Regions from separate parts of the Mus musculus genome. Here region 2 is linked to region 1. The links are chromatin loops, found by intact Hi-C in ENCODE. Cell type or tissue: heart. All regions are shown on one strand.

Region 1 (8,000 bases):
GCATATTACCAACTGAATTTCATACTGATACTCACAGAAACCCCTATTCATTTATTCATTGATTGATTAGCTGCAGCTTTATTAAAAGTTGTCCACCATTTTAGGAAAGAAGAAATCACTATAGTAACAACCCCGCACTCACCAAAGTGGATACCTCTTCAATTAGAAGATACACTTAAAAAAAATCATGATTGTATATTTCAAAACTCTCAACACAGCAAAGGAGGCATCATAAGGTATTTGCTAAAATTTGGTTATCTGGCTGGGCAGTGGTGGCACACACTTTTAATAATCTCAGCACTTGGGAGGCAGGAGCAGGTAGATTTCTGAGTTCAAGGCCAGCCTAGTCTACAGAGTGAGTTCCAGGACAGCCAAGGCTACACAGAGAAACCGCATATCAGGGAGGGAAAAAAAAATAGATTGCTATCTCAATCAACAGACAACAAATTTCTGGTTTACACAAAAAGCAAAATATGACCTGCTGCTATTCAGTTTCTTCAAAAAGTTTTAATGGTATACAAGATATACTTTGTATCCAGGCTCAGTAGCAAACAGTAAGGGCAAAGGATGGATCTGAAGGTTTGGGGCCCCACCCTGATTGAGAAGAGACACAGATACAAATGTTGTTCTCTATTTTCTATGTAACAAACACCTAGATAAAGACACAGAAGACTTCCTGGGCTTGTTCCCAGTATACATAACGACTATTTTGTATTTATCAACAAAGCTTCATTTATAACTATAGAATCTTATGTTCCCCAGTTGGCCAAGTTTCAACAGCATTTTATTTTGCTCTGTATTTATATTATTCCTACCTACCTTTTCATCTTTACTTTGGTCCACTTAGCATTCATATTTTATTTAAAGGCATTTTTATTAAAACTAATTTGTACCTCTTTATTATAATTGAAGGATAAGTGCATTTAGTTGTATTTTCTATAACACTGACAACGAATTACAGGGCCAGTCATTGCTGTCTGTGGCATACTGAATATCATCACCCCCAGAGAGGAGTAACAGATAAAAAGTAATCAGCTAGGCTTTGGTGGCGTACGCCTTTAATCCCAGCATTTGGGAGGCAGAGGCAGGTGGATTTCTGAGTTTGAGGCTAGCCTGGTCTACAGAGTGAGTTCCAGGACAGCCAGGGCTACACAGAGAAACCCTGCCGGGGGGGGGGGGGGGGGGGGGGGGGGAAGAAATCAGCTTACCAACCACAAATTCAAGCCAAGTCTTTGGTCCATAAAAAAAAAAAAAAAGACCTCACTGGAAAGAGCAAATAGTCTAATAATGTAGTTCTCGTTTTTCTAGATATGCACATAAAAATACAGTAGTTATTAATTGCAAAATTATCTACTATGGAGATAAGGAAAATACATGATTTACAACTGGATATCCTGTTGCTATTACTAATAAGAATACTAAAGTAAAAAATATGAAATAAAAACATTTTTAAAAGTAAGCTTAAAAAGTTTCAATGCCCAAAATTTAAATCATAGGAGGGGGTGTTTCAGTTTTCTAAACTTCAGATTCATCTATTTAACTATGTTTGGTAAGCTCAATATACAATAAAACTTTAGCAAATAAAACTTCAAAGAAAATTCATGGAATAGAGTCTTTCCAATGAAGAGTCTGGAGACTGAATACAGAAGACATTTATACAAGTTCTGTATCTCAAGGACATTAACATCTTAATAAAACAAAACAACAAAGTAAAACTGCACTATACCCTGATCTCATTTTAGTATCTTAAAAGGAAGGAAAGGAAAATTTTAAGTCCCGTGCTTATTGGGAGTTAGTTAGGGAAAAATCAAATATACCTGTGAAATCATCTTAAAAGTTGTTTAGTCCAGAACCCAATTCTAAGCCCTCAACCCTAAAAAAATAAAACAATTTACTTAAGGAGTCTTAATTTTGAGCCTAACTACTGGCCTAAAATATGGATTCAACAATTCCAAGTTTGCCCAGTAACGCATTTCTAGGCATCTGCCTCCATCGTGTTACACTTAAATATCTATTTAAATACAAAGAGCCAGCTGGTGCTGGTGGCTCAAGCCCGTAATACTAGCAACTCAAAGGGCTGAGGGAGGCAAGAAGATTGTTGCCAAGTTCAGCGTCAGCCTGAGCAACTTAGTGAGACTCTACCTCAAAATAAAGTGCTGGGGACGTAGCTCAGTGGCAGAGTACTTGCAGAGCACCGAATACTTTGCTTCAATTCCAAGAACTCCAGTTAGTTAATAAAGTAGAATTGCTTCAAGAGTATACTAGATAAAAGTTCCAATAGACTGCCAACAGCACCACGGTGTGGTTCCATTTCTATTGTCAAGTATCAGAAAGACTAATCCTACACTTGAAATTGAACTAGACCCAATATTTTTAACCTAAACATCCAGAATAATTTCTTAGTCTTGTTATCTTCATTGCTTTTACTATAACAGAACATGACAAGTATGTTCTGAGTGTGTAGCAATGAGTAGAAAAAAATGACAGCATCAAAGTCGTACTCTACTAGAAAAATAAAACTTCCTAAAAATAACTGGATCATATTTTTAAAAATTACCAAGCATCCTGGATCATGGCTCAGGTGGAGCAAACATCCCCCCAAAAATGCCAAAAATAAAACCCAAAAAACACCGAATGAAAAACTAACATTTAAAGCAAACCAGAGTTTAGAAAAAATGTTTTCTATTTAGATTTAAAATCAAAACTTTCTCAGAATCATTTCAGAGGTATGGGACCTTCATTTTACACAGAACAAGCTTGTTTGGAGAAACGACTTACTTCGCTCTCCATAAAACGATGTTGAATAAACAACTAACTGAAACTGTAGTTATAATTTTCAGCTGACTTAGAAAGAAAAGACCGTTTAATATGTTTAAGCTTTCTTTTTTTTTCTTCTAATGACTGTAAGTAAAGGCAACCTCCAAAACTCGCGACGCTAAATACTGTAACAGTATATAAATCAATGGAAAGGAAATACTTCCTATCAAACGGGAACAGTTAAACCAAAATAACTTCTAATGTTACGGAAGATTTGCAAGATTAAACCTCAACTTTGCTAACGAAGAGCAAAAGCAGCAGCTCTCCTCCTTGCACTGGAGGGGGGGGGCAACACACACACACACACACACACACACACCACTGAAGCAATAGCTCCACCTACTGATCCATGGCTACTTCCTTAAACATTTTGGCACCCCAAAGTCTACACCGCTCCAGTTTATTCCCCCTCCCCTCCCGACCGCCCGCCTTCCTCCACTCGCTCTGACCCAACCCAAGTCCGTTGAGTCACTAGCTCCTAGCACTCATCCCCCGTGCTCTTTATTCCAATTCCTTTTCCCTCCAGAAGGTTCTGCACGGCCCACAAGTCTTAAGAAAACCCGCAACGTGTCAAAGCCCGCGGCCACAGCGCCGTTCCCGGATCTGGAGGAGCACCTTCAGGTGGCTCGGTGGTGCGCTCCCGGGAAGAGGCCCCCGGGCGCCTCATTCCTCCTCCCCGTGATCTCAGGCGGTGCACACACGTGAAACCGTGGACTCGCGCCCTTGCCTCCGTCGGCCCTTCAGCCCGCCAACAGCCGGCCTAGCCTCCGCCCCCCTCCGGGAGCCGCGGGACCGGGGAAGCCCGGCCATGACCCTCCGCCCGGGCTTCGCGCGCGTCTCTTCCCCGCAGCGCTCTCCCTGTCCATCGACCCACGCCCCTCTCCTGGGCCCCGGCCGCCGGGGTCCCCCCCACACCCCCGCCAGCTGCCCTTCCTCACCCTTTCATCTTCCCCGTCTGCTGAGGCCGTCGTTACAGCCGCCGCCAACGCCGTCGTCCTCGTCGCCCGGAGCTCTCCGCCCGCGCCCTGAGCTCAGACCACTCAACCCCACACGCCGGTCTTTTGGCTGAGAAGCCAAGCCAGGCCCTGAGGCTCCGGGAGACGCGGGGAAATCTGCCGCCGCGCTGCCGCCGCCGCCGCTCCTCCACACGTGCACTCGGGACACTCGGCTCCCGCCCGCAGCTGCCGCCAGCCAGACCCGCCGCCGCGCTGTGACCTTTCACCCCGCCCCTCAACGCGCCGGCGCGGCCGCCGCGTCGCGCGCAGGCGCAGTGCTCCGCGCCGCCAGGATTCCCCGCCCCCCGCTCTCCAGGGGCCGGGCCTACGGCCCGCTAGCTCCTCCCACCCTTTGCGACACTCTCTAGGGGATCTGGCTTGGTAGGCTCCGGCGGCAAAATCCGGATCTTTCCACCCTTCTCTCGCTTTCAAGCCAGCAGGATCAGCCTTTCCCGCCCCCCACCCCGATTCCTTTCTAGCCCTCCAGTGACCTTCAAACCCTCTGGCCGACTAATAGGGTTTTGTAAAACGGATTCTTCTCAATGTAAGAAAGCCCATGGGAACTTGCAGTAAATGTGTTTTAAATTCAAAAGGTAGTGATGGGTCCGGATAACTTGGCGATCCTCCAGCAGGCAAACCTCACAGGGTTTTTTTTTTTTTAAATCACGTGATAGGCTTAACGTCTTCCAGCCCAGGATTTTACTGGGGCCTTAGAGGCGGGACTCATGGCCATTTCCGGTCCCTAGAGCGTGACTTAGCGTCACTTCCTTAGCAATGCACTTTAACCCTTGCCATCCTCGTCTTCTGTACTGTAGTTTCTGTAACCCCCGTCATTGTAAAAAAAAAAAGAAAAAGAAAAGAAAAAGAAACTAACGCTTTTCTGAAGTCGCGGAACCATTCACATCCAAGGCGGTCCGCAAAGATTTAAGCCTGCGAGACGCGGCGTGACGGGCGAGGGGAAGCGGGGTGGGGCTTGAGGACACATGACTAGCTAGGACTGGCCCGCCTCCTGCAGCTGAAGACTTCCCCTCTCTCAGTGACAGAGCCTCTGGGTCCCGTCTAGGTACACTTTCTGCATTTCGAGCCCGGGCAGGTGAGGTGCGACAGGTAACTCGTGGCTGGTGGGGACGATTGACAGGGTGAGAGCAGATAGGGTGTGTGAATCGCGGCCTGCGGATGCTTGGGGCTCCCTTTCCGTTGTCCTCCTGCACGGGCGAGGAGCTCATTTCTGCTAGACCCCTGGCCCTTCACCATCACCGTGGTCCATTGACTAGGGATTATGATGCCCACCTTTTCCCTGGGTTGAGAGCGAGTACGGCCATTATGGTTCCCTATTTGGAGCCTTTGGGGCTGATTCAGGTGGTAGGATTGTGTTAGCTATTTCTTGGGGGTCTGCAACAACCGACGGATCCCATTCCCCTAAACTCCTTCCTTGGGAAAGGCCATGGCCCGGGTGATCCGGATGGTAGGAAAACCCCGGGAGGCAGAGGCGTCTCCGGTGAGACAGGCTTGGGAGGGGATGTCACTGAGATGGCCCTCACTGCAGAGTCACACTGAAGGGCTTTCCCCACAAATGTGCGTTCTCAGTGATCCTAAGGGTTTGCCGACATCCTTGCAGAGGTTCAGGGAGTCTTCAGATGAGACTGGAAGGGTAAGAGCGGGCCTTACACCTTTTTTTTCGGAGAGAAGGTGGTTGTACTCTCCTCAGAACAGGGTGTTGGTAATGCGACAGTCTCGGTTGGTTGGGAAGGTGATGAAAGGTGGTGTTGCCTTGTTGGGCTGGAGACCCAGACTAGCTTATGGGAAAGTGACGAGGTTTTCCCGAAGGGGAAGTAATTTTACGGAAACTGATCAGGCTGAAAACATCATTAATCCAAATCCATGTGTGTATAGTTTAAAGACTAGAAGATCGAGTCTAGACATTACTGACTTCATGTTTTCTGCCTGTGGGTCATTCCTTTTTGACATTTCTTTTAAGTCCTACATAATTGCCCTTCCCAGTCAGTTTAAAATTTGTGAAGTAATGCTTGTGCTCTTAATTCGCTTTTGCATTTGTTAAAAAATTCAAGTGACCCTTCTCAGACTTGAGAGTGCATAATATTTTGTGAAAATACAGAAATGGTTTTGCCTAGGGTTACCCAACCCTTTGTACTCCATTTTATGTGCACCGTAGTAGCCAATGTTTAAACCTCAAACAATGTACTTGACTGAAGGAATGTTCTTCAGTTTGGGGCTAAACTCTTTTATTTGTGCTACAAACTTAGAACGTTCCTTGTTTTGAAGCCGAAGGCCTTACAAAATCACAGATTTGACTTTTATAACCCAAATGATACATTTTCTTAGGGGAAATAAGATTTTCAGTTAAATCTTAGTTCTCTGCAATGTAATTGAGGAATCTGTTTTAAACTCTGCTGGGGGCTCGGGGATATGGTTCTTGCTTCCATGTAAGCTTGGTGTACTGGGTCCAACCCTCATACTAGAAAGAAAAAAAAATAGGAAAAAGATGGAATGATTATCTTACATTGATTGGTGCTCCCCCCCCCCCCTTTCCAGATTTTCTTATTTTTGAGAGCTAAAAGCTAAAACCTTAAACTCATAACGATTTAACAAGATAAAAAGACTGGCCTAAGCCAGTCGTAGTGGTGCATGCCTTTAATCCCAGCACTCGGGAGGCAGAGGCAGGCGGATTTCTGAGTTCGAGGCCAGCCTGGTCTACAAAGTGAGTTTCTGGACAGCCAGAGCTATATAGAGAAACCCTGTCTCAAAAAACCAAAACAAACAAACAAACAAAAAACAAAAAAGAAAGACTGGCCTATTTGATACTTTTTACTACAATATTGCCCAAGTGATTTTGCATTGCCCACATTACCGTTTGTGCTTGTGATCCAGACTAGACAATAGGAATTGATCTGTTTATATAACAAGCATAAATATAGATTCTTAAAGAGTTCATTCTTTTCATTGCTAATCATTATTCTGTGGTATGGATGGCACCACAGTTGGTTGAACCATTCACTTGTTGACACAAACCTTTTTGTTTGTGTCTGTGTTCCTGCACTTAGAGGCCAGAGGTGCCTTCCTCTGTTGCTCTCCTCACCTCAACCCCCCTTCTTTTGAGGTAGGTTCTCTCACTGAACCTGGACTCACTGATTCTGGGAGCCTAGCTGTCCATTAAACCCCAGGGATCCTTCTGTCTTTTGCCCTGAGCACCCAGGTTAAAGGGACAGTACTACACTTCTACAGAGCACTGGGTAGCTGAACTCAGATTTTCATACTTGCGAAACATGCAGTTTCACGACTGAGTCATCTCCTCAGCTTGAAATATAATTTTATCCATCGTTTTTCTCTAAAGTGAGGTTCTCTGATCTCTCCGGAGAGAAAAAAATTTGGCTCTGCTTTCACGCCCATGTGACATTCCACCAAATAAACAGAATTCCTAAGTGTTTTAAAAGTCCAGACCAGTTCTGTGCAGGTGCGCCAAACTGGGCTAGAGGAAACCAGTTTGAAAGCACTGAGAATTTGTGGAGGAGAAAGAAGTTCATAAGAAAGAGGCTCAATGAGTCTGCAGTTTTACTTCACAGTTAATTGCTCCATTTTAGGGAACTCAGTAACTTAAACTTCTAATGAATCGGGAAGATCAGTAGCAGGAATTAGTGACCAAACAGCTAAAGAGATTAACTATTAAAGAAGAATTTGTCAATCTATACACACAGATGGTTTGAGCACTGGAGGGGTTTCTGATACTATATTAGTTAATGAGATTTCTGTGTGGTTGTAGGTATGATGGCTCACTCCTTTAATCTCCCCACTGGGTCTGGCAGAGCTCTTTTAGTTGAAGGTCAACCTGGTCTACAAAGTGGGTTCTAGGTCAGCCAGGGCTACACAGTGAGACCTTGTTTCATAGGGGAGGGGGAATATGGAGATGGGGAGAGACAGACAGACAGGGAGGGAGGGACAAAAGCGAGAATTTAAGAGTTGGGCTCCCAACACCCTTTATGTCTTACTCTGCGGTCTCCCTTAGTTGCACTCTCTCAGGGTATCATCATCCGTGAAAATGTATCCTTCCCCTTTGGTAGCCAATCAGTCCTTCAGGCTACTACCCGATATTTTGTATTTCTTTATTTATACATATACCCTATGTTTGGTAGCTCGGGTATTCCTTAGTAAACCTCCCTGCAGTTAAAGAAC
Region 2 (8,000 bases), 210 kb before region 1:
GGACAGTTGGGTTCATCAAAAATTTTAAATATTGTACTCAAAGGTATAATCAAAAAAAGTGAAAAGATACCTAATGCAGTGGCAAAAGTTATTTGCAAATCACTTACCCGGTATCTAGAATATACATAAAAAATTCTCATAACTGGACTAGTCAAACAACCAAATTTAAGTGGGCATAGGTCTTGAATAGGTATCTCCAAATAAGATACTGCAGATGGTAAATAAGCACATAAAAAGAAGAGATTGTCAATATGGGGACTGGTGAGATGGCTCAGTGGTTAAGAACCCTTGCTGTTCTTCCTGAGAACCTGAGTTCAATTCCCACAACCTACATGTTGTTTTACAACCATCCGTAACTCCGGTTCCAGGAGATCTGACAACCTCTTCTATCCACCAAAGGCACCAGGCAGCACACGGTACACATACATACAGGCAAAGCATTCATACAATATAAAACAAGATAAACCTTTTTTAAAAAGTGACCAACATAATTAAATGCCAGTCAAAACCAGTCAAGGGTGACTTTAATAAAAAAAAAAAAAAAGTATTGGCACAAGTTTGAAGAAACTGGAACCTTCATATATTTGATTGGAATGTAAATTTACATAGGCGCTTTGGAAGACCAGTGGGAAGTTATTCAAAAATTTAAACAACATTACCATGTGACTCAGAAATTCTCCTACATAACCATTAAAGAGAATTAAAGACATTAGTCCAAAGAAAACCCTGTAAGTGAATGTCCACAATAATATTATAGTTAATAGACAAAAGTGGAAACATCTCAAAATGCCCATTAATTGATGACTACATAAATATGTGACATATCTATACAACTGGGATGTTATTTGGCAATAAGATATAAAGTACTGACACATGCTACAATGTGAATGAAGTTTGAGTATATTAACTATGAGAACCAGGAGGCAGGGCAGCCCTGTAACCTCAGGGCTCAGGAGAAGAGATAGGCAATCCCTAAATTGGCTAGCTACATTAGCCAAATTAGCAAGTTCTAGATTCAAGGGAGGTACCCTACTACAGTTTATAAGATAGAGAAGAACCAACCAAGACACCCAATATCAACCTCTGACCTACACACACACACCATATGCACCTGTGAGAAAAAGTTAAATGTAAAAAAGCAAAAAACAAGAACTGCATGTATAAACTACCTGATGTTAATATATATGCATTGATAATGAAGAGCCTTAGCACTAATCCCACAATTCCGTGAGACATACACTGTCTTAAGAGATAGCACAGCACAGTGGCTAAGAATACAGCCTGGAACCAAAGTCTATGGATTCGCTCTGTTGATAACCCTAAAATGAAGCTAATTAAATAGGTAAGCTGCTTGGAACCCCTGCCTGACACATACTAAGTCCTATTTAAGTGTTGATGACATCAGTGACAATTTTTACCTCTTTTCTCAAATGAGGACAGAATCACACTGCTCACAGTGACACAGATAACAATGAGGAGAGGAAGGAACTGACACTCAGTGTCCTGACTATAAAGTATACGCTAGGAAACCACAAACAACGGATCAACTTTGCTGGGTAAAAACAAGCAACTCTTCAAAAGGGAGGGAATTTTTATTTCAAATTATATTTAAAATATTACATTTTTTTTCATAAGTTAAAACTCTACCAGCCTCAACCCTGGAAACAGTCATGAATCTGACGCATACAAAAACTTACAAGTAGCTAAAAGGGGTTAAAGGTCCATGTGCCTGTTTACCTCTCAAAGGCAGTTGTGGGGAACTGAGGGAAATGAGCACTGTTTGTTTGAGGCATAACAGAGACTAGAGGTATTTTAAGGGCAGTCAATAAATCGCAGCACCCTGCAGAAGTGGGGCCAGTGTGGAGAAAATGAGGAACGTTAACTGCTTCCTAACGCTAAGAGTGCAAACCCTTCCTTACTTCTCAGGCACTTTCCTCTTCCGCGGCTTCCACAACACCCTTTTTCCTGCTATTTCACTACTCTTTCCTCTTCAGACTACGCTGGACTCTTTCCTTGGAAAACGTAGCCAAGGGCCCTCATCTCGGTCTATCCCTGTCCTGTCCTCCTCTTACACGTGTCCCTTCACCCAATACTGGGGAACCCTACCACACCCCCACGCACTGGATGTGAGCAATGGCAGTAAACTGCAAATGAGTCTAGTCATATGCCAACTTCCACTGAGCTTGCTTTCTGGACCATCGTGAGGTCCAACAGCCCCCTTAGTGATTCTCAGAAACCTCTCAGCAAAGCTATTCCTATACCGGGCACACAGACACATAACTAAAGGACCATAACTAGACAGTTTCTAATGAATGTTTCCTAACTGTCCCTAAAACATCAAGCGTCCTTTGCTGTGCATTCACTGCCCTTCCATACACCTCAGAGTATAGTAAGATGCAGCTCGTTTGGCACAGCCCTCCCAATCCTCTAGATCTAGATACCTAACTGTTTGACTCAGTTACTAAACTTAGAGAATTGCCATCCTTCTTGTTGCTCTGGCTTAAGCGTAAGCATCGCCTCTGGTTCCTAACTGTCTCTTTGTCTGCTATGTAACACAATCTATAAATCCTTCCTTGAAATATCCCGCCCATCTGTCCGTTCTTTTCCATTTCTACTAGGAACAATTCTGAACAGCCTGTTATTAATTTTCCTGTAAGGTTTTCTTCCCATTCATCCATCCACTCCACGTTATCAAGTAACTTTCAACGTGCTTGCTAGGCACCAAATAAAACAAAACAGAGAAGTAGCCTGTGCCCTCTCAGAGGTACGTTTCTCAAAAGATCATAACTAAACAACTTCTTACAAAAGGCAAGCCTGAAAGTTAATTCTTTGTGTCAAGGAAGTTCCTAATCTTCAATACACATGAAGAAAAGCTGCCTCCTCTCCTTAATTCCCTCCACAAAGTCGGGCTGAAAATAAAGAGTAAATAAAAGAAAATCAGAATGCTGGGCAGTGGTGGCCCAAGCCTTAAATCTCAGCACTTGGGAGGCTGGGGCAAGCAGATTTCTGAGTTCGAGGACAACCTGGTCGACAGAGTGAACTCCAGGACAGCCAGGGCTACACAGGGAAACCCTGTCTTGAAAAAAACAAAAAAAGAAAGGGGGATGGGGGGAGAAAATCAGAAAGAAAATGTTCTCTGCAAGTGGGTGTGTGTGTGTGTGTGTGTGTGTGTGTGTGTGTGTGTGTGTGGAACATTTACAGAATTTGTTTCAGTCTGAACAATAACAGTCTAAAAGCTAACTGAGGGCCCCTGCAATTTGAGGGCTATACAAAAGACCACTGGAAGCCCTTGCCTGCTCTTAAGGAGGGATGGTGGAATTCTACCAGATTTACCTTAACTAGTATGAAAACAAACTGGGGGACAACCAGAACACTGTCCCTGCCATCAATCTTACCCGGATACAGGGATACAGGGATCTCAACGTTTTACTCCCTCGTAAGATTTTAATGGAGCCCACTGTAGAGAAAAATCCAACTTCAAGAGCTGCTCTTCGTGCGGCCCCAGTTTTCCCTCCCACCCATACTGAGACCCAGCTGTGACCTTCACAAGCAGTGCCATGCACTGTCTGGAACAATTTCCTATTTTTGACTCCCAAGCTCAAGCCTGTCCCAAACTTTCAAACGGCCCCTTCCTTAGAAACCCTCACCTAAACGCTCAACTTAAAGGACGCGCCCTGTCCCAACACCCGATACTCTGCCACTCCCTAGCGGGACAGTAAACAACTGCATCACCCGCCGGCCTCGGGATTTCTCCCGCCAGCAGGGTGCGGGAACGCGGCGCGCGTGCGCGGGGCCCGCTGTCCCGCGGGGGATCCAGGCGCTCCCCGGAACCGCACTCTCAGGCTCTGCGAGGCGAGCGGCCGGCCCTGGGGTGCGCACGCCCACCCGGGCGCCGAGACCCAGGCGGAGACGCCGGCCGCTTCTCCTCGCCCTATGCCCCCGCTTCACCCCAACCTGCCTTGCCGCTGGCCGACTGTGCCTCCGCCCCGACTAAAAGTTCAGCCTCCAGAACCACAGAGCCCGCCACGGGGGAACGCGGAAAGTGGCTTCCGGGCCGTTGCCTGGGTTACCAGAGCTCCGCCCCCACGCCTTTGCGTACATCCGGCGAGCTCCTCCGAGGCGACCCAGAGGCGGTACTGGCGTGGGGCTCTGCAGTTCTCACCCAAAGGGCCAAATGGCGCGCCTGTCATAAGCCTCTAGAAGTCTCCAAAAGAAACTTGCACACCAACCTCCACATACCGCACTTCCTTGCCTTAACTTTTGATCGTTTGCTTAGAAATATGTCTTGCTACCTCCCAGTGGAGCCAAACGCGCTAGGTTCACCGGGAACTAAAACTGACCCTGCTCTCAGCAAGTTTACAACCCCATAGCAGCAAGCTATTGACGACCGAAATGTATAAGGTGAAAACTGTATACATGCTAAGAAGGAACTGTACAAACTAGATAGTGACCTTATGGGAATATTTCAATATCGCAGGAAAGCTGAAATGAAAGGAGGAGTAGATTATTTAAAAAGAAAGAGCATTTCTACAGAGGGAATTGCCTGTGCAAGGATGTACGTCAAACTGCAATGGAGGAATAGAAGTTGAGAAAACTTGGTGATTGTGCTTGGGTGGAGGCAGGATGTGCATAACTTCATAAATCATGTTAAGGACTTTACAATGAATGTCTTACCCTTGATAAGTTCCTTGGAAACCCCTGACCTTCAATTGTTAAGGGGAAAGCTACACACGGATCAACAGGTGTATATTCAGTGTCATCCAGGTGCAATGAACTGCCTTCTGAGACTTTCCACTCTGATCCAATGTGGACGTGTTGTCTATGTAATCGTCATCACCCCTTCCTCTCCAACTTGCTGTAGTCACTTGCCAAGTAACCAGCACTGGCTCTCCTAAGTGCTTGTCCATGCTGACTCATGCCCCCCAACTTTAGGTAAGCCCCTACCTAAAGTTGATGGAGCATCCTGTTAGGTCTCTGCTCCGTTAATTCTCTCACTCCCCTAGATAACAGTAGTATACTTTCTTATTTATCTCCTCTAACCTCATGCCAGTCTATGGACTTGCTTCTCATTTCGTTTTTAACACTGAATTAATTTCAGAAAACTTAAATCCGCTTCCATCACTGTTTCTGCCTTCTATCAACATATTTACCCACAGAGTTCATCTTTTCCTTCAACTTCCAAAACCCAATGAAACATGTGTGCGCATGCACACACACAAGAAAACTACAAAGTACATAATAATCAAATCAATCAAAACTAGTGATAAAGAAAAAAAATCTAAAAACATATGTGCACAAGAACATAAAAAGGGTATATAACAATTTCTCTTTAGAAACAAACTAGACAGTAGGACAATAATATATGTTGTTCCACTTGCTTCCTTGTTTTATTCTTTTCCATATATATATATATATATATATATATATATATATATATATATATCTTGTTTATTTTATGTATTTCATACCTATTAAAATGCATTTTCTTTAGAAAAATAATTAGCAAACTGATTCTGAAATTCTTGTGAAAGACCTACAATAGCCAAAATCAAAAGAACAAAATTTGATTTCTAAACATGACTGATTTTAAAACTTATTATGAAGATTATAGCAATCATAATGTCATGATATGGATCGACAGTTATACTGTCTGGGTTTGTGTGTCAACTTGACTCAAGCTGGAGTTATCACAGAGAAAGGAGCCTCCTTTGAGGAAATGTCTCCATGAGATCCAGCTGTAAGGCATTTTCTCAGTTAGTGATCAAGGGTGGGAGGGCCCGTTGTGGGTGGTGCCATCCCTGGGCTGGTAGTCTTGGGTTCTATAAGAAAGCAAGGTGAGCTAGCCAGGGGAGGCAAGCCAGTAGCATCTCTCCATGGCCTCTGCATCAGCTCCTGCTTCCTGATCCAGTCCTAACTTCCTTTGATGATGAACAGCAATGTGGAAGTGTGAGCTTAATAAACCCTTTCCTCCCCAACTTGCTTCTTGGCCATGATGCAGGAATACAAACCCTGACTAAGAAAACAGTCATTCAAATATATCAATGAAGTAAAGCAAAACTCAAAGTAAACTCATACAAGTGTAGAAAACTAATGTTTCATAAAGGTAGTTTAGTGGAGAAATGGTAGCTTTAAAAAATGAATCTTAGCTGGGCGTGGTGGCACACGCCTTTAATCCCAGCACTCGGGAGGCAGAGGCAGGCAGATTTCTGAGTTCGAGGCCGGCCTAGTCTACAAAGTGAGTTCCAGGACAGCCAGGGCTATACAGAGAAACCCTGTCTCGAAAAACCAAAAAAAAAAAAAAAAAAAAAAAAAAAAAGAATCTTGCTGGAATAGTTATATTTCCATATGCAAAATAATGGATCTAAACAGTATACTGATCACATTCAATAAATTAATCAAAAAAGGAATACAGGACTGGGGATATAGCTCAGCTTGAAAAGTACCTCCTGCCTAAAATGGAAAACCCGGGTTCCATCCCCAGGCCAGGCATGGTGGTGTACATTTGTAATCTGTGGTGGTTAATTTTAAATGCCAACCTGAGAAGAGAGCCTCAGTTTAGAAATCACCTATATCAGATTAGCCTCTTGACAGTCTGTGGGGAATTACCTTGATTTTTGATTGAAGTAGAAGAGCCCAGCCCACTCTGGGTGGCAGTTCATCCCTGTATTTTTTTTTTTTTTTTTTTTTTTAAGGATAGATGAGGATAAGCCAGCTAGCCTGCAGTATTCTCTGTTTCTGCTGTGCCCTTTGGCTGGACAAGTGAGTTCCAAGGTCTGAGGTTCTACTGTGTGGAATAGCAAATATGTCAGCCTTCAAGTTCTTGCCCTGAATTCCTGCCTTGAGTTCTCCAATGATGAACTGTAATCTGGAATTTTAAGCCAAGTAAACCTTTCCCTCCTCTGTGTTACTTTTGACCAGGGTGTTTTTACAGAAGTAAAGGCAAAAGAAACTGGACCATAAGCCTGGTGCTGGGAGGCAAAGACCCATGGACCCTGGAGTTCATCGGCTAGCCAGTCTAGTTGGATTGAGTCCAGTGTCAAAATATAACATTGAAATTTGTGAATTAATTTGCTTGACATTGACCTCTAGCTTCCACGTGTGCAAATGGACAAAAGCAGAAAATATTGAAGAACCTATGTGGGTTGGGCAAACATAATCCATAAATATAAGATAAACTGGAATTCATTAAAATTGAATTTTTTCTCACACTTCCTGTTAACAAGTCAAAAAGCCCATAGACTAATACAAGTATTTCAATTAAGGACTTATATTTTCATATATATAAAGATATCTCAAGGTGTCTGGAGCCCACTGTGTGATACAGTCATCCCAATTCTGGATCTTTATCAAAGAGGAAGGAAAATATGGTCCTACAAAGACTTATACATGCAAGCCTGCAGCAGCTTTGTTTGTAATAGCCAAAAGCTGTTATCTCAGATAAACACTCATCAACAGATAAATGGGAAAACACATTGTTACATATCTACACACGGAAACACTGCACAGTCAGGAATAATAACAAACTATTGCTACAGAAGCCTTTATGTATATCATAGTTACTGTGCTGAATGGAAGAAACCAAATAACATATATTCTATGGTTCCATTTATATAAAACTTGGGGAAAATGAAAACCAATAAAGAGTGGCAGTAGGTGAGTGGGCTCTTGGGATAGGACGGAGCCAGTTAGACGAGGACGAAGGAATCTCTGGAAAAGGATGGATATGATCCTGTCCTGGTGGCTTCACAGATTGTGTGTGTGTGTGTGTGTGTGTGTGTGTGTGTGTGTGCGTGCACGCAAAACAGGTGTTGTTTTTAAAAACATTAAACTTGTGGAAATTGACATATGTCATTTGTACCTTTTGTACCTCAAGAAAGCTATTTTTTTACCTTTTTTTTTTTTGGCTTGTCCTAATATGCTCCCAAACCACAGGACACCCACTATCCATTCAATCCCTCTTCAGCTCCCCAGTGCCAACACCTAACCAGAGAATCCCCAAA

The links. Peaks named below come from ENCODE experiments on the same cell type or tissue, not always from the same donor. Only the 100,000 strongest peaks of a DNase experiment are listed, where the experiment ranks them.
Region 2: it touches region 1 in a loop (4-fold over the local background); 4 of 42 quality-filtered maps call a loop at or near these places.

Annotation. Positions count from the first base shown.
Region 1 is chr16:44,135,867-44,143,866 of GRCm38, reverse strand. Atp6v1a (ATPase, H+ transporting, lysosomal V1 subunit A) reads left to right here and starts at 4,608. Exons shown (of 15, transcript NM_007508.6): 1 at 4,608-4,905. It overlaps Naa50 (N(alpha)-acetyltransferase 50, NatE catalytic subunit), which reads right to left and starts at 4,076. Exons shown (of 5, transcript NM_001347239.1): 1 at 3,756-4,076. The coding sequence starts at 3,763. In heart, CTCF peaks have their summits at 2,310 and 3,186 (motif pointing left); DNase peaks (open chromatin) are centred at 3,236, 4,046, 4,546 and 4,856; H3K4me3 peaks cover 3,988 bases; H3K27ac peaks cover 3,248 bases.
Region 2 is chr16:44,343,465-44,351,464 of GRCm38, reverse strand. Spice1 (spindle and centriole associated protein 1) reads right to left here and starts at 4,064. Exons shown (of 18, transcript NM_144550.4): 1 at 3,959-4,064. In heart, a CTCF peak has its summit at 3,727; DNase peaks (open chromatin) are centred at 3,834 and 4,044; H3K4me3 peaks cover 1,931 bases; H3K27ac peaks cover 1,650 bases.